Regions from separate parts of the Homo sapiens genome. Here all the other regions are linked to region 1. Evidence: chromatin contacts called from ENCODE Hi-C or POLR2A ChIA-PET data. All regions are on one chromosome and are shown on one strand. Each heading gives the region's core, a stretch centred on a gene start or an enhancer-like site at or near the end of the contact. The rest is flanking DNA. Distances are from core to core; before and after follow the strand shown.

Region 1 (7,634 bases), core at 2,762-5,261:
CAAGAAAAATGTAAATGGAACAAATCTAAACCACGTACGAGTTTTTACTCATGTGGCTCTCCCAGGCTTCAGGCACTGTAAATAGATTTGTTGTGCTTTTAGTGGGAAGATATTCAGAATTTAACTAGGTTCAACAAAACTATACACTCCACCACCACTCACACAAAAAGACTCCTAAAAATGTCTGCAGAAAAGACAAACTACCTTAATATTACTCCAAATTCCAATCAAAGATTCTTCCAACATACAATCAACCATGGCATTATCTTAGATCAAGGTCACAAAAACAAGCCCTTGGCCTACAATCATGTTGTGGCTCTAGAACGTTCTTAACAAGCTTTCCAGGATACTTCTTTCCTCTATTAAGCAGTCTAGGACCCTCTCTATATTTTTTCTGAAATCATGAGGATCTTGTCTGAATAGACCTGTGTACATAAAAGATGCTAACTATTCTCACTTGATGTACAGTACTTTTAGAGTTCCATCCAGAGACTCTGAGTTGGGAAGGCTGGCATACCACACAGGATTAGGATTTAATCTGAAAATGATAGGCAGAATACAAATCAGAATTCAAGCAGCCTGAGCCACTGTTCATGATGATGGAAAGGTAAGTGGAGACAAAGGGAGCTAAATCACTTTCCAGGAAAAATGAGACAAAACCGTCCCAAGCACTCTACATAACCCAATCCCATTTGTGTCACCTGCCTTTTAAAATAGAACGTTACACATAGTCCTCTCTTCAGTTCCAGGCTGCTCAAGGGAGTACTTCTTGAGCAGTACTTTTTCTTGAGGAAATAGTAGAAAGGGCTGGGAATTGGGGGCCCGCCTCACTACTATTGAAATAGCCTTCCCACAGACCCTTCCCATACATGACATGCAGCATGCAAAATTACAATTATTGAAAAATCAACAATAATTGCAAAAAGCCATCTGAGAAACATAACATTTTAATAGATGAAATAAATACTCCAGTACATGCAAGGTAAAAACTTGACGTTGGGGGAAAAAAAAATCACTCTATAGTGTAAATTAAAAAAACACACGCTCACAGTAGCTTCCCCCCATTTGCAAATCACATGGCAAATTCATACTCTTTCCACACCAAGTATACTCCTAATTCAACACGATTGCTTAAAAAAAAAAAAGACATACAAAAAAAGGTAGCTACATCCATGTCTAAGGAGTGAAAACTGAGGTAACCTTTCTTTTAATTAAAAACACAAAAAACAAAAATGAAATGAACCCATGACCTCCTTCCTGCCCAATAATGAAATTTAGTTGAGAAATTCCGGAAGACGGGCTGGGGTAGGGGGTGGGAGTGATAACACAACCAGCAGATGACATATCTTCCAGTCCCTACTGCATGGGGGCTGGTGGAGAGACACCTGGGCCCTCCAAGTGCGTGTGCAGGTTGCGTGCATGGCCCTGCCTTGTGGAAGATTCCTCTCGAGCATTTAACGTTGGGGAGGGTAGGGGGTTTCACCTATGATTTCTTTGGTATAAATGGAGAGGGGCAGAGAGTAAGTATCTTCCTTTAGTCTGGGGGTGGAAGAAGGGGTATGGGGGTGGGGTGCTAATTCACAGAATTGGAATTCACTGGCGGTAAAGTCCTGGGCGAAGACCTCTCCCTTAAAGCCTGAGATAGCAGGGTGCAGCCTTCAGACACGGCGCAGGCCGAGTTCCTCAGCCTCTCCCTGTGGTCCGACATCTTGGCGCCCCCGTCGGGGTGCTGCGCCAGATCCCTGAGGCACTGGGTCAGGAGCACGCAGGCCGACACCACGCTCATGGCGCCGCCCAGGATGGCGGTCTGCACCGCCTTGCCCTCGGCGCTCACAGCTGCCGCGCGACCCAGGAACTGCGGCTCGGTGGCGAAGCCTACCAGGGCGCTCACTGCCTGCACCAGGGGCCCGCTGAAGAGCGCACAGCGGCTGCGCGCCAGCTCACTGGGCGCCACCTTCACCTCGCGCACGCAGGCCAGCAGCGCCGACGCGCTGGTGCTCATGCACTTGACGCCCAGCTTGAACTGCTCCCGCGAAAAGCGGTCCCGTGACTTGTCACTGGCCAGGGCGCACGCGTCCGTCAGGAACTTGAGGTTGCGCGACAGGCCCTGCGACACCTCCAGCAGCAGCTGCGGCGTCATGTCGGCCAGCGGCGTGGCGCGCAGCACGGCGCAACCCTGCTCCACCTCGTGGCGGCATCGCGTCACGCGGTAGCGGTCCACCAGGCCCGGCTGCGCGGGCTGGGCGCCCGGCGTGGCCACAGCGGCCAGATAGGCCGCGTGGGCCGAGCACTCGGTCAGCGACACCACCAGGTCGCCCAGCTCCACCAGGCTGTCCCCCGCCTCCCCGAAGCGGCCCATGTTGAGCTGGCTCTGCACGTCGTGGGTGAGGATGGAGAGCCCCTTGGTGCGCGCGATGATGGTGTCCCGGCACTGCTCGAAGGACTCGGCGCCGGCACCAGAGGAGGCGGGGCCCTCGAAGAGCACGGGCCGCGCCTCGCTCGACAGCAGCAGCAGGTCAGCCACCAGCTGCATCTTGCCCTTGCAGTGGTCGCAGACGGATACCAGCCTCTTCCGCGGCTGCGAGCTGGCCCCGCCGATGGCGCTCGCAGGAGCCGGAGAAGCCGCCTCGCCAGTGGGCTTCCCGGCGCTGCCGCTAGCCATCGCGCCCGGGGGGCACTGGCATGCCGCTGGGGAGCCCGCTACCACCGCCGCTGCCGCGGCCACTGCCGCCGCCCCGGCGGCCGTCGCGACTCAGCTGGCCAAGGCCGCGGTGCCTTCCCCGCACCATCATGCCATCCACCGCCGCGGGCAGAGGGCACTGGGCTGCGGCGGCGGGAGCCCGGGCGGCGCGGGGTGGGCCCGAGGGCGAGAGAACGCGGAAGGCTCTTCGGGGCAAGGGGAGGGGCTGCAGCTTTCGGCCTCCTAGAGGGCTTGCAGGAACCATGAACCGGGGCAGAGCAAACTCACTGTCCGCGCTCCTCGTCGCCGGGCTGCCAGGAAAGTCCCTTCTGCTGGTTCGCCGCCGCCGCCGCCTTCTTGGGCATGGCCTGGCGCGGCCCTCGGAGCGGGGAGGGCGGGACGGGGAAGCTGGGAGTTGTCCTTCCTTCCTTCCTTTCTTTGAAATCAAAATCCTTTCCTCGGGGAGGAGCGCGGGAGGCAGCTCAGGCGGGCTGTGCTGTCAGCCGCCGCGCTCGAGGCCACCTCGGGCTCGGCGGCGCACGTGGGCTTCAGGCGCCGTGACCCCACCAGGCGGCACTTCCCCGCGACGGCGGCCGGGGCTGGCTCTCTGGGACGCGCGGCCGCCCCGGGCGCATCTCCTGCCTCCAGCTCTTGGGAAGCGGCGCCGGCGGCAGCGGGGCAGAGGGTGTGGCCGGCACTGTCGCGGCCGCGCCGAGTCAGAGTCGGGCGGGAGCCTGCACTGATTGCGCACAGCGGCCGCCCGGATCGCGCTCAAGCTCTCGCCCGCCCGCCACACGCCCGGGCGTGCCGAGCACCACGGCGGCCCCTTCCCGCCTCGCCGGTTCACAGAGCGCGGCCCGGCGCCGCGGCGGCACGCCCTCCCAGACCGCGCGCCCGGCGGCCCGGCGCTGGCTGTCTACGCAAGTCCATCCCTGTCGCCTCGTCTGGGGCCCGCAGCAGCTGAGCTCTCCCGAGGCCCCGGGCCCCGCGCATCGGACGCCCCTGCACGAGTCTCCCTGCCACCGGGCCAACTCAGAAGGTCCCCGCGGCGCTGCGGCAACCGGCCCGGGCCCCGGCTCCTGCCATTTTTGTCAACCGCCAACTTCCGAGCGAGCGGGCAGAAACTGAAAGGAAGGGCGGGGGCCGAAAGGCAGAGGGGAAAACACCCGCTTCCTCTCCGCGCGCGGCTTCACCTCGGAGCGCGGCCGTGGCTGCGCCGCCGCCCGCAGGGGCTGCCGGAGGCTTTTCCTGTTCCCGTCCGCGCCTCGCCCCCGGGCTCGCCGCCGCCGCCGCCTCGGCCGTAACCTCCCTGGAGCCTATAGAAATCTTTTGTGTGGCGTCACCGCCTTTCGTTTAAATCCCGCTTCCTCCTCTCGCCCTTCCTCCCGCCCCCTCCGCCGCTCCCGGATGCTTGCGCGATGCGCTGCTCCTCCCCCGGGAAGCTGGGTGGCTGCGGGGGACGCCGCCGCCCAACGCGGACGCTGCCGGCGTGGGGCCGGTGGTCCTGAACTCCCCCGTGGTCCTGGGCCGAGAGACTGGGGGAGCGGACAGGGGAAGGCCTGCTCCGGCCCGGGGGCTCTGCGCACACCCATGGGAGACCGGGGCGCAGCCGCCCGCGGGCCTTACGTAAGCTCTTAGCCGGACCAGGGGGCTCCACGCTTCCTCCCCGCCAAGAGAGCAAGTCTAAAAGGTGACCTGGCTTCTGGGCTGAAGGGAGGAGGACACTGGATTTCGGCCCCTGGTGATTTGCTGGGGCCGGTGGGTCGTCTCGGTCTGCGCGACTTCGCCCGGTTTTCCAACGCCCCCTGCCCTTTGTTGTGTTTGATCCACTTCCACGATGGGTTTCCGACCAGCAGTGCAGTGTAACGAAAAGAGGAAAAGAGCACTGGATGGGGAGTCCGAAGAGTGGTGCTAGATGCCTGCCCGTTCCTCCCTTGAAATACGCCTTATGCAGTGAGAGCGCGGGTTCTGAAGCAGATTTCCTAGGATCAGCCTTTCTCAAGCCATTTATGAGTTCCATGACATTGTTCAAGTTCTCTTTCCAAGTATCCGTCTTCTCTTCTAGAAATTAGAGATTGTGCACAGGCTGCTTGAGTACTTGGTTCCTAAACAGTAGCTGTTAGAATTATTATGAGCCCTGATCAGCGCACTTTGCCCTCTCATAACGTCTATTTATTCGTCTGTATAATGGAATAATAGTGGCTGCTGTTAAATGAATTAAATACGACGGCGTTTGGAGGGAAACATTACTACTCCAGTTTTACAGATAAGGAAACTGATGATCAGGTGCTTGAAGTGACTTCCGAAGATCAGGAAGACAGCATATGGCAGGGACAGGAACCCACGCCTACGCCCCAGCCTCTTTTTACCGAACCTTGTTCTTCAGGAAGTGGTTAAAACACCTGGGCTACTCCCAGCAAAACGCCAGTCACGCAGTCCTGAAACAGGTCCTCTAAGGTGCCCAGCCCAACACAGGCTGGGCGTGCTGAGCCAACAGAATGTTTGTTCCTCTGTCCCTTCCTAGAACCCCAAGTCACCTTTCTCCAGCCAGTTAAAAACGTTACTTTTAACTAGGATGACGTTTCAATTTATCGGCCATATCCAAGCATTTCTGAGAATGAACTGTGAGACATGCTATTAATAAATTAACCATGAACAGCAGGTTCAAACCTGGATGGATAGTCATCCTACTTATAACTGAAAGTATCCTTAAATATCTTTAGAATCCGGATGAGCCCACTTAGTTTGCAAACCGAGGTCAATAAAACTGACTTGAAATAGGAAGTAATTATGTAGGGTTAATTCCTTTTTTTCTTCTACAAGAGAAAAAAAAAACAGCTGGATAAGTCAAGGTTTTTCCATGGTGACCCAGGGATTGCACCTTAGTCCTTCTTAAGCTCCAAAAACTTATGAGAGGGGGCCGAAAGCGATGGCTCACACCTGTAATCCCAGCACTTTGGGAGGCCAAGGCAGGCGCATCACGAGGTCAGGAGATCAAGACCATCCTGGCTAACACAGTGAAACCCCGTCTCTACTAAAAATGCAAAAAATTAGCCGGGCATGGTGGCGGGCGCCTGTAGTCCCAGCTACTCGGGAGGCTGAGGCAGGAGAATGGCATGAACCCGGGAGGCGGAGCTTGCAGTGAGCGGAGATCGCGCCACTGCACTGCAGCCTGGGCGACAGAGGGAGACTCCGTCTCAAAAAAAAATAAATAAATAAATAAATAAAACTTATGAGAGGGAAGTCAGACTGTTCTGTGCCTAGTTTATTCTTGAGGCTGCTCTAAGATCAGATTTTTTTTCCAAAGCCACGTAGTGCCCCTGGGGGTCCCATTTTCCCTTTCTTCTACATATGCAGTCTGTTTTGTTGTTGATGGAAACCCACCCCGACAATGAGTTGTGTTACACACAGACTGTCCACTCTATTCAGTGAGGTTTGGTTTCATTTTTAAAACTGATAGCATTGTTTTCTCGGCCTTCCCTGCTTCATTTTTCAGATAGGGAAGCTCCTAAACTGATCCTCCCAGGCACTGCCTCCACCTTTCTTTAGGTTCACCTTTACTTTGTCCGATTGTTCAATCACTCCACAATCACTGGGCACCAGTCTTGTGCTAGGCACCAAAGTTACATAATTTGTAATATGAGGCCCCCACTCTTTAGAGTCCAGGGATAGGAGTAGATTCACAAGAAACAGCCACAATTTCACTATTGGCACAGTGAGAGCACAGAGTAAAAAACCTATAGCAGAGATAATCAGGCTTCACAGATACAATATTTGTAGGTAGGCAGGGCCATGTGGTTCTGTCTGACCAATGAAATGTAAGGGGAAGCTATGCAGGTTACTTCTAGGCTGAGACAATGAAAAGCCAATCTGTAATTCTCCACTCTCTTGCCCTCCTATAACTACCACGGAGACTGCATTCTAGTTGGTGGAGCCTCTGTAAGCTTAGGTGACCATGTGGAGCAGACCCTCTTGATCTGTAGTGGACATGCAATGTGAACACAAAGTAAATTATTGGTGTGTTAAGTCACAGAGATTTGAGGGTTGTCTGTTGCTGTTGCATATTTTTAGTCTAATTAGAGGATGGCTTGTTGGTGTCTGCCCTTAGAGTCACTCAAGCAATGGCTTTTTCTTTAGAAAACTCCACCTATTACCCCTTCTAACCCTCTCAAAATTAAAATAAATATAAATCAAAAGTATTTGCTGTGATCTGACCCCCAAATTCATATGTTAAAACTTAATCACCAGTGTCACAGTATTACAAGGTGAGCCTTTGGGAGATGGTTAAGTCATGAGGTGGAGCCCTCTTGAATGGGGTTAGTGGCCTTATAAAAGAGGTGTGAGAGAGTTGTTCACCTCTTTTGCCCTTTCATCATGGGAGGATGCAGCAACATAGAGGACGCATCATCTATGAGGAATGGGCCCCTGCTGGGGCCTTGATCTTCTACTTCCCAGCTCTAGAGCTGTGAGCAATAAATTTCTATTAGTTATAAATTACCCAGTCTAAGGTATTTTGTTATAGCAGCTCAAATGGACTAAGTATTTTTTTTTTTAATGGATGTTGAGTGAGAGAAGAAAGCGGAAAATGTGTGGACTGAGGATTGGCTGAGGGAAGGTAAATGGAGTGGATGAGAGGGAGCTGGTAAATGGCCTGGCCCCTAGAGAATGCATTCTCAATACTGGCTCAAGGCCTACACTGAAATAGGCATCTGATGAAAAGTAAGTGAACAAGTTGCAAAGAGAGAACTGAGGATTTGGGCAGGACAAGAGGAACTGACAGGTTGAGACAGGCAGGATTGGGGAAACATCTTTTACCTCGTCTCTTGCCTGTTTTAGAAGGTGCATCCACCACTTGGTATAAGAGAACATTATGGGCATTCTGTTTTGTTTTTATGTTTTAAATCGTGGTAAAATAGCATAATATCATCTTACCCATTGTTAAGTACATTATCGT
Region 2 (7,634 bases), core at 1,294-3,793, 1.8 Mb before region 1:
AATGCCCCAGATTAATATTCCCATGAAGCCCTTAGCAGTCACCTCATTTACAGAGCCTCAACTGTGGTTCCAGTCTCTGCTGGTTACTGCTTCTGCTGCAGGGCAGAAAATAAACTGAACAGTGTATAATCTAGGTGGACTCACTTGGCAGGAAATTATTTTACTCCCAGAAGAAGAGAAATAAAATCAAATAATATAGATTTTTTTCAACCAATACATTCTTAAATTCTCCTATTTCCATCCTTCTGCTTAAGGATAAAGTGATCTACTTTCAGCTATAGTTTTTTATCCAGGTAATAATATTATGGGTTTTTTTTTTAAGTGAAAGCCTCACTGAACAAAATCAAAACACACACGCAAAAGTAAACTTAAGGCAAGTGATACATTTCAGCCTTATTTCTTAAACTATTCAGAAAAATTCCAGAGTTAAAACATTCAGCTTCATTTTATATATCCTAGCAATACTAGCAATTGGTCTAATTCTAGAATCAATTGCTTTTCCATTCTAAATATTAAAATTATATATTTGAACACGTTTTGAATTTAAGCTTCCTCTCCCAACCCCTCATTTTTAAGTTCCAGATAAATATGTGAACTACACTAACGTGAACGGCTAGCTCAACAGTATGAACTACATTCATGCTATAGTACCCCAGAGTGAACTTAAATTTGGGAAAACTATAACTTTTCTGATAGTATTTACTACAGTAAAATACATCATAAACATGTTCGATTTTAAGGAGAAACCACCTATCTCTGTGAGAAACCGAGTGTGTAAAAAACAAGTCTGATACAAAATGATATCATTTTTGAAACTCCCCTGTGGGTTCCTCATATCCTAAGGTGAAGACGATAAAGTTGAAGATCAAACGCTGACTGGCCTGAAACTCCCCTGTGGTTTCCTCATATTCTAAAGTGAAATCAACACGAGAAGTGGGTGTGTAGATATTTACACATAAAACCCACAGTACAAAAATGACCCCACTAACGAGCTCCTTTTATAAAACCATTTTAATTTGGAAAGCTTATTCTACATTTAGCTTAGGCTGAATTCTTCTCTTCACTTCCCCTTCCTCAGAAGAATGCACAGAAAAAAATCATTCAGGTTAATAACAGCAGTGAGCCGAGACTCCAGCCTGGCTCTCCTTAATAAACTGTGGGTGTGGACTTAGAAGGCATATTTTCTCCTAAACCCTTCTGTGAACTTGTACTTCCCCTCCCCTTAGGTTCAGTAAGTTTACCACTCAAATAATTACTCTCTCTCAAACTACCTCTTTCAAGCTTAAAAGGGCACTAATGCGGTCATTCCAAACTGATGAATAAAGTTCACCTTCTGCCGGCTTTCCATTTGACCAAGTATATATTACTTAAAACAAAACACCCTATCTCCTAAAAGCCATTTCTTCCTCTAAACCATTTTATCCCATTTGCGACGTCCCCTCATACACAGGAATTGCTTACATTTAGTCCGTGTTATTCTTTCCTACATGGATGGGTTGTTTTCAGTCTTGCTTGCAATATTTCTGGCATTTCCTGTTACAACATCCTGCTCTGCCAGCATCTTCAGGGCAAAAGTTGGGGGCCTAGCCCAGCTCCCAGCTGCAAGTACACTAGGCTCTAACTTCGCTTGTCCTCTCTGCAGACCCTCCCGCAGCTCCCGCCGGTTTCCCGCAGCGGTCCCGCGCAGGTGACGGCACTGGGGAGCCCGCGGCCTTCTCCGCCCGCCGGCTCCTCCCCGTCAGCCGTCAGCCAGGGCTCTCGGCGCCGGGGGAGCCTCCCACAGTGTCCCAGGCCATGGAAGCGCGGACGAACGCCGGCGACCGGGCCTCGCTTACCTGGCGCAGCCGCGCGTCCGCCTCGACCCACCGCGCGCGCAAGGCCCGCTCCCGGAACTCGCGCGGGCTTTCGCAGTCGGCCGCGCCGCCCTCAGCCGGGAAGAGTGCGTCGCGCACTGTGGCGCCGCCGCAGCCGTCGGCCGCCGCGCCCAGATAGCGTTCCAGCTGCCCGCACAGCTCCTGCAGCGCCGCCTCGCCGGGACCCGCGCGCGTCGGCCACAGCAGCGCCCACAGCCCGAGCCCCAGACCCCAGGCCCCGCCGCCGCCCACGTCCAGCTCCGGCGGCAGCCGCGGGAAGCAGCGCTCCAGAGGCGGCCACAGCGCCGCCAACTGCCGGTGCGCGCCGCGGAGCCCCGCGGCCGAGAGCAGGCCGGCCCAGCTGGACGGGGAGACGGCGGCCTCAGGCTTGGGCTCGGGCTCGGGCCCCAACCGGGCCCCCTCGCGCAGCCGCCGCTGCTGCGCGGTACGGTCGTGACAAGTCACAGCGAACTTGCCCTCCGCGCCGTTCCAGGCCACCAGGAAGCGCAGCCGGTGCCTCTCGGGCTCGGCGAAGAGGCCCTCCCGGACCGGCACCCAGCCCTCCAGGCTGTCAGGCTGCTCGTCCTCCATGGCTGTCGGCAGCAGCGGCCCTAGGGCTCGGCGGGCGCGGGCCTGGCCTCCTCGCACCGCCTGTCACGGGACAGTCCGAGCCAAATCATTTTTCGCTAGAATCGAAACCGCGTCAGTGCCCCAGCAGCACCCTGGCCCCCGGCACTTCTGATTGGCTGGCTGCCGGAGGTGGGGCTTACAAGAGGCATTCGGGGTTGGTTGGGTGATAGACGAGAGGGCCAGCGACAACCAATGAAAAGGTGAGAAGGTCTCCCTCAGGAGTCAATCATCTCGCAACCTGTTCAGGAGTCTGGGAAATACAACTCTTGCCTCACCTTTTCCACCCAATACATACGGACGTTGGAAAAATATCTGTTGAATCGGCGAGTTATTGTATTAGTCTCCCACACTAAACTATGAACTTGAGAACAGGGACCAAGCTGATTTTCTTTTCTATCATCAGGGCCCTATTGAGTACATGGTTCACGCCCTTAAGAATGTCACAAATGCGTTGGGGAGATGAAATATAAACTCGATAGTCATTTATTGAGGGCCTCTAAGTGCCAAGTACTGGGCAAGAAGCCGCAAATTTATTTTTGTCAATTCAACAAACTTTTATTGAGTGTCGGCTGTGTGTCAGTATTGAGGGGGTGGAGTAAGAGGGGGAATTCAGGGCACTGCAGCTCCCAACCAGGGTGTTTAAATACAATCTGTGTTCTAACTCTTCACTTTAGAGTTAAGGAAACGGAGGCCCAGACAAACTTAAGATACACCGACACTCGGGCTCGACATGCCCCCCTGGCTACGGAAGGCCTGTTTAAGGAGATATCAGGAAATCCAGTTTACGTGTCAGGGTGGAGCTAAATCTGTTCATGCAACAAGCACCAAGACGGCCCTAGTCTCTGCCTAGGAAATGTGCAGTGTAGACTGAGAAATACAGTCCATGTCAGCTCCCATCCTGGGAGTGCACTGAGACAGGTGGTGGGAATGGGAGGAGGAAAGGAGGGAGATGCCAGGAAGCTGGGATCAGGAGCCGTTTGCCAAAGCAAGGCCTGTGAGGTGTTGATTCGGGAACAAGTGAAAGTGTTTGTGAAGGTTTTGAGCTGGGAAAAGTTGGAATCAGATTTTGTACTTGCTGTTATCCCCAAGGGTAAACAATAAGCAAACGAAAAAATCAGGGCGAAGCTAAAGCTCTAGTTAGGGCATCTCTCTGCCTTGAAAATGACCTCAAGAAATCTAGGAACCTCTGTGGAATGCAACTTGAAGATGGAAAGGTGCCTTTGTCTGAAGGTCCCTCCCCTTTTATGCCTGCTGCCGGTGTGAGGGTTGGGGATTGGGCCCTGGGACTCAGTCACTCAGTCTTCTTGGAGAGATAAACTTTTAGCTGAAGTGATTGATTTTCCCCTATTTTAATATACTATTTTAACTAATATGAGTTACTTATGATTTTTAACAGTCTGTTTTAAATATCTTTCTTGTATATTCCTCACATTATATCTTTTTACTATCTGCTTTATACTGTGTTATTTCTGTTAGTTTTCTTATCTATTTGGTTTTTCAAGCGGAAACTGTCAATCTTTCTAATTATAAAATTGTCGTGGGTGGCTGGGTGCAGTGACTAACACCTGTAATCCCAGCACTTTTGGAGGCCGAGGTGGGCGGATCAGTTGAAGTCAGGAGTTCGAGACCAGCCTGGCCAAAATGGCCAAACCCCGTCTCTACTAAAAATACCAAAAAAAAAAAAAAAAAGAGAGAGAAAAAGAAAAGTTAGCCGGGCGTGGTGGTGCATGCCCTATAATCCCAACTACTCAGGAGGCTGAGGCATCAGAATTGCTTGAATCCAGGAGGCAGAGGTTACAGTGAGCCGAGATTGCACCACAGCATTCCAGCCTGGGCGAAACAGTGAGACTCTGCCTCAAAAAAAAAAGAAAAGAAAAAATAAAATTATCCTCTCTCTATATATTAATATATGTCTTAGTCCATTCAGGCTGCTATAACAGAATACCATTGAGTGGGTGGCTTGTAAACAACAAACATTTATTTCTCATGGTTCTGGAGGCTGGAAAGTCCAAGATTAAAGCACCAGCAGATTCAGTGTCTGGTAAGGAAGGGCTGCTTCTTGGTTCGTAGATACCTGTATTCTTACTGCATCTTCACATGGAAGAGCTCTCTGGGACCCCCAATGTAATGGCACTAATTTTATTCATGAGGGCTTGCCTTCATGACCTAATCACCTCCCAAAGGCCACATTTCCAAATACCATCACATTGGGGATTTGGTTTCAACATGGGAATTTTAGGGGAATATAAACTGTCTATAGCATATGTATATATATGTATGATGGTTAATTTTAATGTGTCAACTTGATTGGGTCACCAGGTGTTTAGTCAGACATTATTCTGGGTGTGTGTGTGTGATGGTGTTTCTGGATGAGATTAACCTTTGAGTTAGTAGACTGAGTAAAACTGGTTGCCCTCCCTCATGTGAGTGGGCCTCATCCAATCGATTGAAGGTCTGAATAGAACAAAAGCTTGAATAAGAGGGAATTCTTCCTGCCTAACTGCCTTCAAGTGGGAATATGGGTTTTTTTCCTGCCTTCCAACTCAAATGGAAACATTGGCTCTCCAGGGTCTTGAGCCTGCTGGCCTTTGGACTAGAACCACACCATTGGCTCTCCTGGATCTTCCGCTTACTAACTGCAGATCTTGGGACTTTTTGGTCTTCATAATTACATGAGTCAATTCCTTATGATAAATCTGTTTCCATATATGTATACATTCTATTGGTTCTGTTTCTCTGGACAACTCTGACTATTACACTGTGTGTGTGTGTGTGTGTGTGTGCGTGCGTGCATGTGAGAGAGAGAGAGGAGAGAGAGATTATACTGTTATGCTGGTCTGTGGGCTCAGCATCAAAGTAGGAATTTTGCAACACACCCACAGTTAACACTCACTTTTTTCCTCAACACCTAGACTCTTTCAACTTCTTAACAGAGTCAGAATTTTGGAAGAAAAGAACATTAACACTAAATTGTCATTTTATAAATTATTAAACTAAAGCTTAGAGAAATAGTCAATCATAGTCCATAAGGAATGTATTGGCTGGATAGTCCCATTTCTATGCCATACCATGGCAAGTAAAAAAAAAAAATAATAATGTTTGCTTAAGGCTTATATGGGAAGTGTGTCCTGTGCTTTGATTAGAAAAGTGCCCCCAAAATGTTTTTTAACCTTGTATGGTTCATGAGCACCTCTGAGAATCTATTGAAACCTGTGAGTTCTCTTCCCGGAAGTGATTCTATAAGGACACAGACATAATTTTGCATATAATTTTAGAAACTCATTCACTTAAAAAAAAAAAAAAGGAATCTTCTTCCTGGTCTTGCCGTGACAGTCCCCAGCCCTCTCCACATGACCAGCCATCTGAGACCCATGGTAGAGCCACAAGTCTAAAACCCCTCACAGCACAGAAAGTAACTCAGAGCACGGCATGTGACCTCTCCTGGTGACACTTGAGTAGTAAGAAGTGGCAACTCAGCCACAGCAGGTCTATATTTGGACCTTCACTCATGGCAGGCCTGTTGCTATTTGTGGCTGCAGCCAGCTCATGTTACCATCCAGCTTTGGTGCCCCACTTGCAGAACTCTGGTGTAAAATAGGCAGGGGTAGCCTGTGGGGCATGCAGAGGTCACTAGGAAGGAAAGCCTGCTGAACACAGATTCAATTTTCTAGCAGAACTCCAGGTCCTCTGAGTTAAAGGAAGCATTTATGGACGCTTAGCAGGCAAGTTTTGGGGTAGTCATATTCTTCCAATGCAAATTGTATTATTAGAAACTCAATGCTGCAATATTAATGCAATATCTTTCCTGTAGGTGGGAAGAGATATCATGGTAAATTGCAGATGTTTAAATTACAATAAATAGTGTAAATGTTTTCTGTGCCTTCTTAAAGCAAGAATTCGCATTAACTGAACATGATGTTGGGACAGGATGTGAGAGGCTCTGATGAAGGCAGACAGGGGCTGGTGATTCTTATAATGTGTCTTTAGGATATCTGTAGTGCTGGGACCCATTAGTTAGAACCATTTGGTAGAACAGTTTGGAAATATAGATGTTGAATATCATCTGGCTATACTATTGTGTTGTAAATACATTTTATTTAATCTGTGTGTACATGCTGAAAAATAATAACTTCATGCATTGATTCAAATACTAAAAAACAGCATCGTAATTATTTTTCACTTGTTATGCATACAGCCTCCTCCTATAGAAAGTTTTCAGGTTCGGGCAGTGTCTGCAAAGCTGATTTGAATCATTTCATATCACTGTAACACTTTAAGGCAAGCTTTCTTTCACTGCTGTGGCTCAGGAATTGCCAAGGGCTGCATGGAAGAGCTAAAATTATAGGCAAAGTTATGTTCCTGCCCTTATGGAATCACTTCTGGGAAGAGAATTCACAGGTTTCAGTAGATTCAGTAGATATGCCCATGATCCATAAAAGGTTAATAAACAAGCCAAGTGAGGTGGCAGATTGCATGAGCCCAGGAGTTCAAGACCAGTCTGGGCAACATAGCAAGAACCTGTCTCTAAAAAAAAAAAAAAAAAAAAATTATTGGGGGACTTTTCTAAGTAATGCACAGGGATACACCTCCCATATAAGCCTTAGACAAACATCTTTTTTATTTTTTTTAACTGCTTCCCTTGGCATAGAGGAAAGGGTATCCAGCAAAGACATTCATAATGGACTATGACTAATTGCTTTACTTCTCTAAGCTTTAGTTTCACCATTTATAAAATGACAGTTTATTGTCAACTTTCCTTTCTCCCCAAATCCTGATTTTGTTAAGAAAGAGTCTAGGTGTTGAGGGGAAAAGTGACTGTTAACTGTAGGGTGTGTTGCAAAATTCCTACTTTGACACTGAGCCAGTTTGTGTTGAGACCACTTTGTGTTGTGTGTTCGAAGGGCAAGTGCCAGCTTGAAAGCATGTGTTCTTATCTGTATTTGCACTAAGTGTTTTCCAGTCTTCTGACAGTTCAACTTGGTGTTTCACATTCCAGCTTCTGGTTGAAATAATTTCTCATGATGATTTATTGGTCATACAGAATCCTGGCTATTTCCCTTTGGGTAGCACATGGGAATGTAAGCATTATTTTAGTGAACTGCTCCTCTGTCTGTAGATGGTGTGATTTAATGGAAACCTGGGTTTGAATCC
Region 3 (7,634 bases), core at 2,976-5,475, 1.7 Mb before region 1:
TCACCTCTTTTAGATTACTTCAGTGGCTATACTGCAATCATTGACTTGTGTCTGCTCCACTTGACTATAAGCAAATTGAAGGCAGGGTTTGTGCCTTCATAATCTCTGAATGATCTGAAGATGGAAATAACTGCTTTGTGCTTTCAGGGAGCTCATATACCTGCAAAGAGAAAAGAGACATCAAATTATCTTCCAAAATCAAAGGAAAAGCCTCTTTATTAGAAAGCAAAGCAGCTTTCAAATTTGTGTGTGCTTGGGGAGTAGAAGGAAACATTAAAAATATGAACCTGCTGGGCATGGTGGCTCACACCTGTAATCCCAACATTTTGGGAGGCCAAGACAGGCAGATCACCTGAGGTCAGGAGTTCGAGACCAGCCTAGCCAACATGATGAAACCCCGTCTCTACTAAAAATACAAAAATTAGCCGGGCATGGTGGTGGGCGCATGTAATCCCAGCTACTCAGGAGGCTGAGGCAGGAGAATTGCTTGAACCAGGGAGGCGGAGATTGTAGTGAGCCAAGATCACGCCATAGCACTCCAGCCTGGGCAACAAGAGTGAAAACTCCGTCTCAAAAAAAACAAACAACCCCAAAATATCAACCTTTCTTCTGTCCCAATACACCTTAAAGATCTGATACAGAGTCCCATTACTAATAGTGCTCCATGGTGACTTCTAATCTGGGAAGAGTGGGAGGGGACACAGAACAATCTGGGGATGGGAAAGATGTATGTGGTTTAGAATGCTCTTCCCAACACTGCAAGAGACCTTTGACATGTTTAATATTTATTATAGTTAGACTATACTTAAGAGAGCCCAAAGATCTTCAAAATGTATATTTTAAATGTTCTGAATCATAAATTTGGTTCATATGCCCTGGAGGCTGGTGAGTGAAAGCCGCCCCCTTGACTACTGAGTAAGCTTAACTGTCAATCCTATATTTATAGCACAACATGAGTATTTGGCTTTCCACTAGTTTCAGGATCTAAGACTTTATGGAATAAATTATATGCTATAAAGGTAATGTCAAATTAGGGACTTAGAAAGATCAAAGGTGATTCCTTTTCAAATGTCAAGTATCTTTAAAAGTCACTTTTAAAAGTGATACAAAGCAACAAAGTATTATAGCTCAGTACCTAACAACAGCCCCTCTTCCCCAAACAACTTTGGCCAAATTTATATATTATCTGTAGGGTGGAAATCAGATAAACAAACTCCTTGTTTGAAATTTCATCCTTTTCTTATAAAGTGATCGATGGCTAGAATTTTCAAACAGTGGGATCCTATGCTCCAGGGATCATTCTATGGTTCGTTATTGGAAACGTTTCTCTGAACGTGTAGAGCACTGATGAACATATAAAATTTTGACACACACAGGCACACGCAAAAGAAATACACGTTCCCAGCCCTTCAAAGAACCTCAAGCCAACTTCCCAAAAAACAACCACATATAACTATCTACCAAGGATTCCTACAGAAGGCATTTTAAACACCATTTACCTATTTATTATAAACTCAGCAGTGGGTATGTTTCTGTACAGTTATCCATTGAAAACTCATCTTAGTTCTGGAAGAGGGAGAAAAGGGAGATGGAATATAGAGGCTGTCACATGCTACTGGCTACTGGCAGGGGAAGGTGAGCAAGAGATGACTGGCCAAGAGAGTGAGAAGAGAAACTGCCTGTGGCTTGTCCATGTCCAAATCTACTAAATTGGTAGTCTTCTCTTCTTAGCCCATGATTCTCTAGCAGCTGGTCTGAACCACTGCCTGAAACCACTAAAAAAAAAAAAGAAAGAAAGAAAAAGAAAAAAAAAAAAAGCAACGAGATAAAAATAATACAAAATAGCTGGGTGCAGTTTTGTAGAGATGGGGTTTTGCCCTGTTGCCCCAGGCTGGTCTCAAACTCCTGAGCGCAAGTGATCCACCCACCTTGTCCTCCCAAAGTGCTGAGATTACAGGTGTGAACCACCACAGCTGGCTGAGAAAAGTTTAAATCTCAAGTTATATATGTGTATTTTTGTAGAGAAGTATCCTAGCTGATTAATAAACTTTCCAAGCATAGAAAAATATCACAGGCCAGGCACAGTGGCTGACGCCTGTAATTCCAACACTTCAGGAGGCCAAGGTGGGAGGATGGCTTGAGCTCAGGAGTTTGAGACCAGTCTGAGCAACACAGAGAGACACTGTCTCTACAAAACATTTTTTTTTTTAATTAGCCAGGGTGGTAGCACACACCTGTGGCCCCAGCTACTCAGGAGGCTGAGGTGGAGGAGCTCTTGAGCTCAGGAGGTCGAGGCTGCCAGTGAGCTGTGATTGCACCACTGCACTCCAGCCTGGGTGACAGTGAGGTCCTGTCTCAAAAAAAACAAGAAAAGAATTAAAAATGGACATCTGTTTGTGTTCTCTGTGCCTGGAATTATACAGCTACTGGAAATACAAGCTACTGTGCTTGTTGTTGCATTTTTAAGTTGATACTTCTGCTTATGTCACAATCACAACAGCAATCATTCCTCTACATAATCTAAAATGTCTTTGAAACATCTGCATAAAGTAGTTCTTAAAAGTTGGTTTCTGTGGGGGCTTCTGAAAGCCCTTCTGGGGGTTAGTGAAGTCAAAACTATTTTCATATGAACAAAAGCTCTTTGGAGTCTTCAATAACTGTTAAGTGGCTCTTGAGACCAACAAGTTTGAAAATTGTTTATATAGGAGCCAGGCACGGTGGCTCACACCTGTAATCCCAGCACTTTGGGAGGCCAAGGTGGGAGGATCACCTGAGGTCAGGAGTTCGAGATCAGCCTGGCCAACATGGTGAGACCCCTGTCTCTACTAAAAATACAAAAATTAGCCGAGCATGGTGGCATGGACCTGTAATCACAGCTACTCGGGAGGCTGAGGCAGGAAAATCGCTTGAACCCAGGAGAGGGAGGCTATTCATGGCTTCCCCACAATGAACATCCGGTTAAATGAGCTCCTCAGTACTTCAGATACCCCCTATGTGATGTGAACAGTTTTTCAGTATTTGCTAATGTATGGTTTTCTGGGCCTCAGGCTCACTTACTTTCTTCACAGGCTTGCCACTTTCCTACAACACATTTCCATTTCATAACATGAGAGAGATGACTGCAATAATGCACAAGACACTTAAGCCACACAAGCACCAAATGTAAGATTACTTAAAACAGCTGAGGTTTGACTGCAGTGCACTCTACAGAATCAGTTTTCTAGGGTGAGCACATAGCTTGCTCAGTGAACCCCAGGCCGCTCTGTGTAAATGTATGTAACAGGCAATGAAAGTTCCTTCTTCACATATTGTTACTACACATCTGTTGCTAAAAGGGAAATGACAGAGCGACGTGACAGACTCATCTCCATCTACAAACTATGGAAGATGTAGATGACTGACACAGTTCTAACTCCTAACACACACGGATTTTGCCTTTCATGGATTTATACTGTATGTAGATGTACATTACCACCCTTTTCACTCCTCCTTGCAACTCCCCGTCAACCTCGTAAAAAAAGACGAATTGTCTAGCAATGCAAAGAAACAGTATGGTGTACAACAAATAATTCCGGGCTAAAAATGAAGAAATCGCGCTTTCACTCTCGGCTCTGTTATTAACAAGCTGTATAACTTTCGGCCTATCTCCCCCATCATGCTTCGGTTTAAGCTAAAAGGAGGGAGATGACCAAGATGGCTTTGCTCTGCTTCTGACACCAAATGACCGCCAGCAGATTCAGGAAGCTTAAGAATTACCAACTCCGTGTGTGTGTGTTCTAAAATTAATGCAACAGGTGTTGCTGCCTCCAGCAGGCGTCACCGATTCAGAATGTCTGGGTTCTCGCAGGCCCTTATGGGACACAGAACAGCACAACCTATGTGAAAACTGTAAACTTTAGTCTGGTGAGTGCATACTTCTCCCTTCCACATTTATACTAACCTCAGCTCCGTGGGCTACGAAGCTCGTTCTTCAAATGAGGTGGAGAAATGTAAGCGCGATGAATGAGGCCCAAGTCGCTGGTGGCGCTGAACCCCCAAAAGATACACACCGCGACAGATGCAACGACCCCTCACCTCTACTCCCGTTCCCAGCCGCATCCTCTGAAACCTGATACGCCTGCCTGCCTACCAGGACGCTGCTGTCACTGGCTCTGCTCGGTGGCCAGAGACAGTACTCACTCCATGCGGCCACCCCTCCAACGTCCCACCTTCCTAGTAAATCCACTCTCTTTCCGGCGGAAAAGCCCTTCTCGTTTCCTGCGCGTGAGAGGAAGTCCCGCCCCACGCACCAGCGTGACATTACTGGAAGCGCCGAGGAGCTTCGCGCAGGCTCAGAATCGCTCAGCTGGTTGACGTTATCCAGGAGAATCGCGTTGGACTCAGGGAAGACCTGCACAGGATCCGGTTGTTGCTGGGTCCGAGGGCTGTAGGGAGTGGAGAAAGGGCCGGGAATCGTTAAGCGGGGTCTGGGAGAACGACTTGCAGATTCACATTTCCTCCGCCCGCGGATGTCCTCCGGGGAATTGAGGCTTCCTTCCTCAGCTGCCCTTGTTTCTCTCTTTGCTCCCGCTGCCCCTTGTTCTATTTCGTTTCTTACTATTTATGTAGTCTCATTGCTTGCGGTTATAATGGCCACCACTTTATTGAGCATTCACTGTACAAGCATCTCGCAGCAGGCGCTCATAAGCGTCTGGCAATTCTTGGCCACTGCTGGAAGCCCAATCATTCTTTTACCATGGAAGGGATTTGAGAGCCTACATAATCCTGTACTCTAATAGCCACATGGTACTCTTGGGGCTAGGAAGATAAAGTAGAAATTGAAATTGCTGTTGTATTAGTTTTCTGAAGCTGCCATAACCAAGTACCTCACACTGGATAGCTTAAAACAACAGATATATTTTCTCGCTTTCTGGAGTCTGGAAGTCAGAAATCAAGATGTCAGTGGGGTCTTGCTTCTTCTGAGACTCTGGATAGAATCCTTCCTGCCTCTTCCTAGCTTCTAGTGGGAGCCAGCAATCATTGGTGTACTTTCGCTTGTAGCTGCATTACTCCATTCTCTTCCTCTGTTATCAAATGGTATACTCCCTGTGTGTCTCTGTCTCTGTGTGTTTTATAAGGACACCAGTCCTGTTAGGTAAAAGGCTCACCTTACTCCAGTATGACCTGATCATGACTAATCACATCTGCAATGACACTCTTTCCAAATAAGGTCACATTTTGAGGTTCCAGGAAGGACATGAATTTTGGGGGCGACACTAACCAACCCAGTACAGCTGTTAAAGTTCTCAAGAAGTAGACAAACGAAGAGTTGACAAATAAATGTAGTACAAGTGGATTCAAATTTAGTTCAGTTTTATCTGAGTGTTCATAGACATTCGGAGTATCCCTTTAAAGGATGGGTAGGGGCCGGGCGTGGTGGCTCACGCCTGTAGTCCCAGCCCCTTGGGAGGCCGAGGTGGGCGGATCAGCTGAGGTCAGGAGTTTGAGCCCAGCCTGGCCAACATGGCGAGACTCCGCCTCTACTAAAAATACAAAAATTAGCCGGGCGTGGTGACAGGTGCCTGTAGTTCCAGCTACTTGGGAGGCTGAGGCAGGAGAATCGCTTGATCACAGGAGGTGGAGGTTGCAGTGAGCTGAGATGGCACCGTTGCACTCCAACCTGGGTGACGAGCGAAAATCCATCTCAAAAAAAAAAAAAATTAGTTACGAAAGATTCTCTCTACTTCTATCTTTTGAAAGAGACTATAGATAATTTGCATAATTTCTTCCTTAAATGTTTCATAGAATTCACCAGTTAGACCATCTGGACCTGGTACTTTCTGTTTCTGAAAGTTATCAATTATTGATTCCATTTAAAAAATAGATATAGGCCTATTCAGATTGTTTCTTCTTGTGTGAGTTTTGCCAGATCGTATCTTTCAAGAAATTGGTCCATTTCATTTAGGCTATCAAATTTATGAGCGTAGAGTTTTTTTCTTGTTTTTGTTTTTGGGCATAGAGTTTTTATCACCCTTTTAATCTTCATGGGATCTGTAGTGATGTTCCCCTCTTTCATTTCTAATATTAGTAATTTATGCCTTCTCAATTGTTTTTATAGTTAGATTACTAGAAGTGTTTTGCTTTTATTGCTCTTTTTCAAGAACAAGCTTTTTGGTTTCAATGATTTTCTCTATTTTCTGTTTTAAATTTCATTGATTTCTGCTCTAATTTTTATTATTTGTTTTCTTCTACTTACTTTGTATTTAATTAACTCTTCTTTTTCTGTTTTCCTAAGGTGAAAGCTAAAATTGATTTTAGATCTTTCATTTTTTCTAATATATGCATTCAATGGTGTTAATTTCCCTCTAATCACTGTTTTAACTGCTTCCCACAAATTTTGATTATATTTTCACTTTCATTTAATTCAAAATATTTTTAAATTTCTCTTGAAATTTCTTCTTTGGCTCATATGTAAATTAGAAGTATATTGTTTAATCTCCAAATATTTTGGGATTTCTAGGTTATTTTTCCATTATTGATTTCTAGTTAAATTCCATTGTTGTCTGAGAGCAGGCATTGTATAATTTCTATTCTCCTAAGTGGGTTAAAGTGTATTTTATGGCCCAAAATGTAGTCTCTCCTAGTGAATGTTCCCTATGAGCTTAAGAAAAATGTGTATTTTGCTGTTGTTAAATGAAGTCGTCTACAGATGTCAATATTATTCAGTTGATTGATGGTGTTGTTGAGTTCAACTGTGTCTTTACTGATTTTCTTTGTGCTGGATCTGTTTATTTCTGATAGCAATATGTTGAAATCTCCAACTATGACAATGGATTCATCTGTTTTTCTTTGCAGTTCTATCAGTTTTTACCTCACATATTTTGATATTATGTTGCTAGTCACATACACTTTAAGGACTGTTATGTCTTCTTGGAGAAATAACTTCTTAATCATTACATAATGCTTCTCTTTATCCCTGATAACTCTTTTTTTTTTTTTTTTTGACAGTGTCTTACTCTATTGCTCAGGCTGGAATGCAGTGGTGCAATCACAGCTCATGGCTCATTACAGCCTTGACTTCTGGGGTCTGGTGATCCCCCTACCTCAGCCTCCCGAGTAGCTGGCACCACAGGCATGCGCCACCATGCTCGGCTAATTTTTGTATTTTTGTTAGAGATGGGGTTTTACCATGTTGCCCAGGCTGGTCTTGAACTCCTGAGCTCAAGTGACTCACCTGCCTTGTCTTCCCAAAGTGCTGAGATTACAGGCCTGACCCACTGTGGCCGGCCTATCCCTGATAACTTTTCCTTCATTGAATTCTGCTCTGTCTGAAATTAATATAGCTATTCCTGCTTTCTTTCTCTCTCTCTCTCTCTCTCCCCGCCCCCCTTCTTTCTTTTTTGAGACGGAGTCTCGCTCTGTCACCCAGGCTGGAGTGCAGTGGCACGATCTGGCTCACTGCAAGCTCCGCCTCCCAGGTTCACGCCATTCTCCTGCCTCAGCCTCCCGAGCAGCTGGGACTACAGGCGCCTGCCACCACGCCCGGCTAATTTTTTGTATTTTGTTTAGCAGAGACGGGGTTTCACTGTGTTAGCCAGGATGGTCTCGATCTCCTGACCTCGTGATCTGCCCGCCTCGGCCTCCCAAAGTGCTGG
Region 4 (7,634 bases), core at 1-2,500, 1.3 Mb before region 1:
ATTTTTGCTTAGATTTTTATGATACTTCTTGTGTATTTATTGCATTGTCAAAAAATAAAAATAAACCCTTAAAAAGACAAAACTAACAACCACAGCCCAAAACAAACAAACAAGAAGTAAAATCACGCCATTCCAATGGTGGCCCTCAACATAATGAAGACTGAATTTCCTTACAGTTGAATGAGAAAGGAACTTGCGTTGAATATAAATTAGGAGAAAAGTAAAAATTTTCTCCTGCACACCAGTCTGAGGATTCATACACCCAAAGTTAATTTGTTGATATTTTAATCTATATATAATTATGAACTGTGTTTATTATGAGACTATTAAAAAAACTGCTTTCCATCAACATGTAGGTGTTTTCTTTGAATGGGATTACAAATACACCAGGGATTGACAACGTTCATATTTACTTAGCAAATAATGATCTAATCCCTGGGTCAATAGTGAAGCTGAGGAAGGAGAGGACTGTGTTTACAGGTGATGGAAGGTTGTTAGGCAGGACTCACAGTTGGATTCTAGATTTCAGGGTAGGGACTACTTACTGACTTTTCAGTCAGGCGGATCCCAAAGAACTGCTGCCTGGACGGGAATGGGAATATGGTCTGGCTGGGAGGACAGAAAGCTACAGATGAAAGAAAATGTGATATGGGTTGCAGACTCAGGGCCTTGAGCACTGTTCTTTCTCATCTTCGTGGTGGGGGATTATGGGGTGGAAATGCACTCTCCCAGTCGGATCACATCCCACTACTCACCAGCGTTATATCCCGTCGCGGCTTCACATATATTACTTACCTGGCCCGGGTGGCATTTTACTTTGCATCCTTGATTGGGAGTCTCAGGGGCTACGAACAAACGTTTTACCCCCGGGTAGCAGGCGGGTGAGGAGCGAGTATTCGCGGAGCGGGATAAGTGGGGATGTCGCTGCGCCCTCGTCCCTTCATCTCCGGGGGACGGCCACTCTCAGGGTTCCCGAGGAGCCGGCTCCGTGCACCTAGGCCCTAGGTCGGCTCCCAAGCCCGGGCCCGCCGCTACACCAGCCGTTTCTTACCCGCAGCTACAAATCTGACACAGACACCAGCTCCTCATACTCTTGGCTCCCATGCTTTCCTCCACCGCGCCTCAGCACTTGCAGCTTCTCCACTCCCACAGCGCCCGCCGTAGTCAAGGCAACAGAGGGATGCCCGGTGACAGACTCGGCGCCGGCTTCCGGCGGCGTCAGAGACGTGCGGGTGAAAGGTCGAGCGACAGCCGGCCCCGCCCCCTGGCGCGCGGGCGTGTCGGACCCGCAGAGCTCTCGGACTTTCGGAAGCTCTCGGTGTGGGTGCGACCCGAGAGAAGGAGCGGGGCTGGTGGGGCTGCTGCAGCCGGTGAGTGTGGGCTGGCGCTGGGGGCTGGAACCTCCTAGGCCAGCCTTTGGGCGGTGCCGGAGGAACCCGCTCGCTGCGGCTCTGAGGCGGGAACAGGGGCTGGGGCCGAGCGCGGGCTGGGAGCTTCGGTCCCCGGAGTGCCGCTTCCCGTCTGGGGCCGGGGCGGTCGCCTGTCTGTGTGGACCCAGGATCCTCAAAGAGAACGAATCTGGGACCCTGCAGAAATGAAGGGCATGTAGTGTAGAGGTTTTTCCTTTTTATTTAGAAAGGAATGAAAGACCGGCAGTGCACCTGCTTGGATAATAAGCACGTGACCCAAAACTTTGTTCGGGCTCCATGGGCAGGAATAAAGCTGGGTATTTGACCTCGCGCGAGGACGAGCGAGAATGTCAGAATGAGGGACTTGGGGGAAGACTGAAGAGAGAAAGGGAGCATCTTCTTCAGCATTTTCTCTCCCTCCTGGATGCAACCCTTCCTGTACGTGGTCATTGGCCTGGAGATGTTTACTGGAGTACTCCTCCACCGGCAGGGTTACTGGTGTCACTGTGCACCCAGTCCCCTCGAGCTGCGTGATTCATCGCAGCCTTTGGATCCGGAAGGATGAGCAAACTCCTTAAGTGTAATCGTGGTAGGATACTGACTTTAGTGCTCGAACTGGACTTAGGCCTTGGTGGTCTATCTCATCAATAAACATTCACTGGGTTCTTGGTTTAAGGGGTTTGAGAAGCTTGCCACCTCCCAGCGTTTATTATTATTTTTTTCTTTTGCCCCGACCTTTAGCCTCTGGGCCATTTGTAATACATATTTAATTTTTAGTCACAGGAAATAAGTAATCATGGTGCTCAACAGTTTGGATAAGATGATTCAACTCCAGAAAAACACTGCCAACATCAGGAATATTTGTGTTTTGGCTCATGTTGACCATGGTAAGAATACTTTTTAAATGGCTTATTTTGATAAATAAGGGAGATGTGTCTCTGTATGTCTCAGTGGAGTGAAGCTGTGGACAGCTGAGAGTGATGTTTGCTAAGAAGCAAGTCTTCTTTCTTTAAAAGTTTTGTGTGATGTTAGGGAAGCCTGCTTTGCTATAAAGCATTTGAAATGAACACGGTTACCTAGTGAGTAGCATTCTTCTATATATTATGTCATGTTGTTTTTTAAAGCAGAACTTGAATTTTTTGTTTTTGAAATGGCTTTACATATAAAATGTCTGTAGTCTTGACATAATGTCCTTAGAGTCTGTGGTATGTGATCCTATTTAATTCATCAGATATTTATCAAACGTCTGTTAAGTTCAAGATATTTTGCTTAGTATGTCTGAAGGTGGAGATTTATGAGTAGGGCACTAGCCCAGGGGAGGTTTTAACGGGGAGCAGAGCAAAATGAGACAAACAAGAGAAAAAAGTAGACTCTAAGGTTGGGAGAACTAGAGGATTAGGAAGTGAGGGGTTAGGAAAAGACCTCACAACATAATTAGTATTAGAGATGACACTTGAAGGGGGCTCAAGATGACAAATGGAGATAATCATTACAGGTGGGAATGTGTCATCAAGGGGAGAGGGAAATATATGTGGTCAAAGCCCAGTATATGGGAAAGGCAGAGATAGCTAACCCATGGTATGTTCTTCTGACAGATACTGCTGTAACTCCATAGCGCTCCTTCATGCTAAGCCTCCTCTTGATTTCAAACCTCTTGGTAGTTTAGGTAACCACAGCAAAGTGATTGGGATGGGCATATGAAATAAAACATATTTACCATCCTGAAGATGAAGGACCAGTTGGCGAGGTGAAGAAGCAGGCTGAGTCATATCTCATAGAGCTGCTCATGCCAGCTAGGAACTGGGATAAGAGTTGAGTGCTCCAGCTCTGGAGTTAGACAACCTAAGTTCAGATCTCCATTTTCAAGTTACATACCTTGCCTTTTTGAGCTTCAATATACAGCATCTGTAAAACAGGATGAAAACTATACCTGCTTTATAGGCTATAGGATTAAATGTGATAATAATGAGAGGGAAGGTAAACGCTTCACCATGAAAACGATCATTAATGTCTACTATTAGGCAGTAGGGAGCCTTTGGGGGAAAACATGGAGCAGGAATGATGTAATCAAATAAAACATGAGAAAGATTAGATTGGTAGACATGCTTAGGATGGATCCAAAGTCAGAGATTAGGTGGCTGTTGTCATTGATAGAAGAGCTGAAGTAATGTGAGTATGGAAACTGACAGAAAGACAGATAGTGGATCACTTACAAGTGAAGCCAGCTGTGAATGAGTTTTAGTACAAATCCAGTGAGTAACCCCTGCCTCCATGAGTTTTTATAATTTTACTGCTCACATTTTGAGAATGTGAAGGCTGATAAAAGGGTTTTTTTTTTCTTTATGAATTTATTCAAGTGGAAAGTTAGTGGGGTGTAACAAATTACTTTAAATGTATTGTTTAAAATTATGTTAAGCTGCTACTATCCTAAAAAACCTGGGATTCATCCATTCAACAAGTATTTTCTGAAGGTCTTCTATATGACAAGCGTTGTTCTGGTCCTAGGGATACTGCTGTGAATAAAGCAAAGTTCCTGCTTGCTTGATAATTATTTTCTAGGGAGGTATATACTTGGTGTACTTAGAATAAATTCAGCTTTACTGGGTAGCAGGAAAGTGATGCTCTAGGATTATATGCTAATACATATTTACATTGCAGACAGATAGCAGTGTTAAATATCTTCAGTTCTCCTACTCATTGGTCTCTGGTTTGAACAATACAGAGATTCCATAGCTTTGCTGAAGTTCCTAAAGTGCAATAAAGACTTGTCTTGAAGGAAAAAAACCCTCCTTTGCTTACTCCAACCCAGTTGTAGTAATTATGCATACCCCTGACATTCTTTACACAGAATCACCTGTTTATATCACATAAAATCTCATAGACTTTAGTTGTATGTAGTCTGCTTAATAAAAGTAACTATAAATATATTCGAAGATTCTTTTGCTTTAAAGTAGATTCCTAGGTTTAGATTTGGATACTAGGTTTCATTGGTTGTTACAGTATGTTTATGCCCTCCACATGCTATATTACAAACAGTAAGAGATATGGATAATGTTCCTGAATTTCTTTGATAAGTAAGTATTTTCTTAAGACAGTTTAGCAAATTCCAGCTGAGGCCATGCATGGGGAAATATGGCAAAAGAGTATGTTCTCTAAAGTTACTTGACAACTTTTCAGATGAGGTTGAGTAGATCCACAGGGTTGGAGATAAGATTACAGCATTATAGAGTGCTAGCCTCTGTGTCCTTCCAGATGATATTCTGTTCAAAAGTCTAATAAATCTCTTTTGTCACCTAGCATAGGTAAATAGAAAATCTTTACTAAACCAATTCTTATGACCAGATTTTAAATCTATAGGTATGATCCATGACCCCTTTTAAAAAAGATATAGATTTGAATTGATGTTGCTATTTTAACAGGAAAAACTACTCTGGCTGACTGTCTTATATCTAGCAATGGAATCATCTCCAGCCGCCTAGCAGGCAAGGTATGTTATTATTTTATAAATACTTGTTGCATTTCAGTATTAGCTATCAACAATGTGATGAACCATTTTCTGTGTTCTTCAGCCATCCAAAAGGGTATAAAACATAATTCTTGCGTCTAAAAGCTGCCAATCCATTTTGCAAGATAAAAATGCTGAGGAGAAAAATAGTTACTTCTGTATTGCTTTGTATTGCTTTATCCTAAGTGCAAAAGTGAGTTTTTGCAGCAAGCAAATGATACACCATTGTGGAAGATTTCACAGCGCAAGAGATTCTTTGTAGGTGAATGAGTTGAGTGGTTTGAGGAGAAGACAGAAAAGCTACCAGGTAGTGGGAAATAAGACGGATAAAGGCTAATTTGTGTGTTGTGCTCTATTTGAGTGGAGTGTTTGCCTAGAGACTAGTGACAGAGAAAACATACTGGCAGGGAGAATAAGATTATAGAAGACCTTAAAAGTTAACCTAAGTATCAAAGGAAAGCTGCTTGTGCCTGAGGATTGTGATGAAAATAGTGGGTTTTTTGGTTTTTGTTTTTGAGACAGGATCTCACTCTGTTGCCCAGGCTAGAGTGCAGTGGTGTGATCATGCACGGCTCACTGCAACCTCGCCCTGTTGGGCTCAGGTGATCCTCCCACCTCAGCCTCTTGGGTACCTGGGACTACAGGTGCACACCACCACACCTGGCTAATTTTTTGTAGAGACAGGGTTTTGCCATGTTCCCTAGGCTGATCTTGAACTCCTGGGCTCAAGCAATCCTCCTGCCTTGACTTCCCAAAGTGCTGGAATTACAGGTGTGAGTCACCACACCTAGCCTGAAAATAGCGTTTGAGGAAATAAAATTAAAGAGATCTTTATTTGTAGCTATGAGTTGAAAGGGCTTGGAATAATTTACTTGGCAGTAGAAAAATAAAGATATATTCGTTTCCATAATGAATTTAGGATATGATCAATAGGGTTTATCAGGTGACAGAGAATAGAGAGAAGAGGAGACGGAGAAGCAAAATTGAATCCACAGGGTAGACCCAATAGACTTGAAGATCGATTTGGGAATTGATGTGTGGGTTGGGAGGGAAGCTGGCCCAAGATACTATCTAGAGGAGGCTGAAGAAAACTAGGTTGAGTGAAATAATGAAATGCTTATATTTTCCCCACTTGAGAATTTAGAGAAAGTACAAAACTGAAGTAAGTAGATGAAAGGAAATAGTAAAGCATAAATTAATGAAATAGTAAACAGACATTTTATAGAAAGGATCAGTGAAGCCAGAAGTTTGTTTTTGGAAAAGATTAACCCAGCTAACAAATACAAAGAGTGAACCCTAATGTAAACTATGGACTTTAATTAATCATAATGCATCAATATTGGTTCATCAGTTGTAACAAAGGTATCACACCATATGCTAATACAAGATAGATATAATAGGGGAAACTGTGTGGGTGGGAGGAGAGAGTATGTGGGAACCTTCAGTCAATTTTTCTGTAAACTTAAAGGTGCTCTAAAAATATAAAGTTATTAATTTAAACAATTACTAGCAATATAGACAATTTTTGATTCTCTTGACTAGGAAACTTTTTTGTTTTGTTTTTCATTGACATTGTTGAGGAACATTTGACACTTTTGACCTGGTAATGTTCCTAATGTGGCTCACTGTACTTTGGACATATAGAAAGCATAGTATATATAAATAAATATTTTTGAATGAATGACTTTAAAGAAGAGTAACACAACTGACAAAACACCAGCAAGATGATCAAGAAGAAAAGAGAGGAGGCAGAAATATGTGATACCCAGAAAGAAAAATGCTGCAGAAGTTAATAAGGTAATAATAGGATATAATGAACAACTCTGTGCCAGTAAACTTAAAAGTGCTAAAATGGAAAAATGTCTGGAAAACATAACTTGCTAAAATGGAGTCAAGAAGAAATAGGAAACTTGAATTATTCTATAGTCATTTAAGAAATTGAATTGGCTGGCAAAAATCTTTCCATAAAGTAAAGACCCAGATGGTTTAACTCTCTAGTTCTGCCAAACATTCAAAGAATAATTTCAGTCCTACTTAAACCATTTCAAAATATAGCAGAGAAAAACCCAACAATCGGCAGTATTCTCCAAATCATATGAAGATAGCATAACTTTGATACCAAAAGTCTGTTAAGGATAGTACAATATAGGAGAATTATATACCAACCTTATGATTATGGATGCAAAAATTATCATCCTCATTAACAAACAATTCAGCATAGTATAAAAAGATGATTATTCATATCCAAATCGAGTTTATCCCAAGGAATTCAAGATTGGTTTAACATGTAATTTCACTATATTAATGGATTAAAGGAAGAAAATCATGATCATTTCAACAGATATAAAGACATGTAGTAAAATTCAACATCTATTGTGATAAAACCTCTTTGCAATGTAGTTACAGAAGAGAACTTCTGTAATCTGATGTGGGATATTTATAAAAAACCTAAAATGAAGATTGAACTTAATGATGAAGTGTTAAAACTTCTCTATTCATAGCCAGGAATAAGGCAAGAATGGCTGTCACACCCTTCTGCTCATTGTGTTATAACTTCTACTTTAGATTGTACTGGAGGTTCTAGTTGCAGTGATAAAGCTGGAAAGAAAAATAAAAAGTGTGAATTTTGGAAAGGAAGAAAACAAAAATGTAGATAAATTGCTAGGATATTAGTAACAATTTGGCAGGTTTCAGGATACGAAAACTGTTGAAAAGAAGTA

What was found. A loop is a pair of places that touch in the nucleus more often than their neighbours do. ChIA-PET counts read pairs that join two places held with the same protein, here RNA polymerase II (POLR2A). Pooled maps may share reads with other maps.
Region 2: a map with no recorded cell type shows a loop between it and region 1 (22-fold over the local background). The contact joins the promoter of WHAMM here to the promoter of TLNRD1 in region 1. A Hi-C loop is called at or near these places in 3 of 37 single-sample maps with no recorded cell type and 8 of 50 pooled maps.
Region 3: a loop to region 1 is called in a pooled map, with 9 times the contacts of the local background. The contact joins the promoter of SNHG21 here to the promoter of TLNRD1 in region 1. A Hi-C loop is called at or near these places in 6 of 50 pooled maps. POLR2A ChIA-PET finds 5 or more read pairs at or near these places in 2 of 52 experiments (OCI-LY7 and activated CD4-positive, alpha-beta T cell).
Region 4: a loop to region 1 is called in a map of B cell, with 5 times the contacts of the local background. The contact joins the promoter of EFL1 here to the promoter of TLNRD1 in region 1. A Hi-C loop is called at or near these places in 1 of 168 maps with a recorded cell type or tissue (B cell), 1 of 37 single-sample maps with no recorded cell type and 12 of 50 pooled maps. POLR2A ChIA-PET finds 5 or more read pairs at or near these places in 1 of 52 experiments (activated CD4-positive, alpha-beta T cell).

The regions. Positions count from the first base shown.
Region 1 is chr15:80,997,300-81,004,933 of GRCh38, reverse strand. It overlaps TLNRD1 (talin rod domain containing 1), which reads right to left and starts at 4,011. Exons shown (of 1, transcript NM_022566.3): 1 at 1-4,011. The coding sequence starts at 2,662. The coding sequence ends at 1,574. LOC128071545 reads right to left here and starts at 2,792. Exons shown (of 1, transcript NM_001414893.1): 1 at 2,655-2,792. The coding sequence starts at 2,792. The coding sequence ends at 2,655. It overlaps MIR4514 (microRNA 4514), which reads left to right and starts at 7,461; the gene lies at 7,461-7,517. RefSeq lists enhancers at 1,336-2,220, 6,877-7,378 and silencers at 2,714-2,843, 3,194-3,653, 3,694-4,383.
Region 2 is chr15:82,804,537-82,812,170 of GRCh38, reverse strand. WHAMM (WASP homolog associated with actin, golgi membranes and microtubules) reads right to left here and starts at 2,543. Exons shown (of 10, transcript NM_001080435.3): 1 at 1,836-2,543. The coding sequence starts at 2,444. FSD2 (fibronectin type III and SPRY domain containing 2) reads left to right here and starts at 6,102. Exons shown (of 13, transcript NM_001007122.4): 1 at 6,102-6,205. RefSeq lists silencers at 1,638-1,807, 2,028-2,137, 2,158-2,287 and an enhancer at 5,719-5,818.
Region 3 is chr15:82,747,155-82,754,788 of GRCh38, reverse strand. SNHG21 (small nucleolar RNA host gene 21) reads right to left here and starts at 4,225. Exons shown (of 3, transcript NR_110098.1): 1 at 3,941-4,225; 2 at 5-160. RefSeq lists enhancers at 4,052-4,121, 4,412-4,541.
Region 4 is chr15:82,256,350-82,263,983 of GRCh38, reverse strand. EFL1 (elongation factor like GTPase 1) reads left to right here and starts at 1,250. Exons shown (of 20, transcript NM_024580.6): 1 at 1,250-1,370; 2 at 2,187-2,296; 3 at 4,829-4,896. The coding sequence starts at 2,206. SAXO2 (stabilizer of axonemal microtubules 2) reads right to left here and starts at 1,166. Exons shown (of 4, transcript NM_001348699.2): 1 at 1,052-1,166. The coding sequence starts at 1,104. RefSeq lists enhancers at 946-1,015, 1,036-1,125 and a silencer at 3,134-3,320.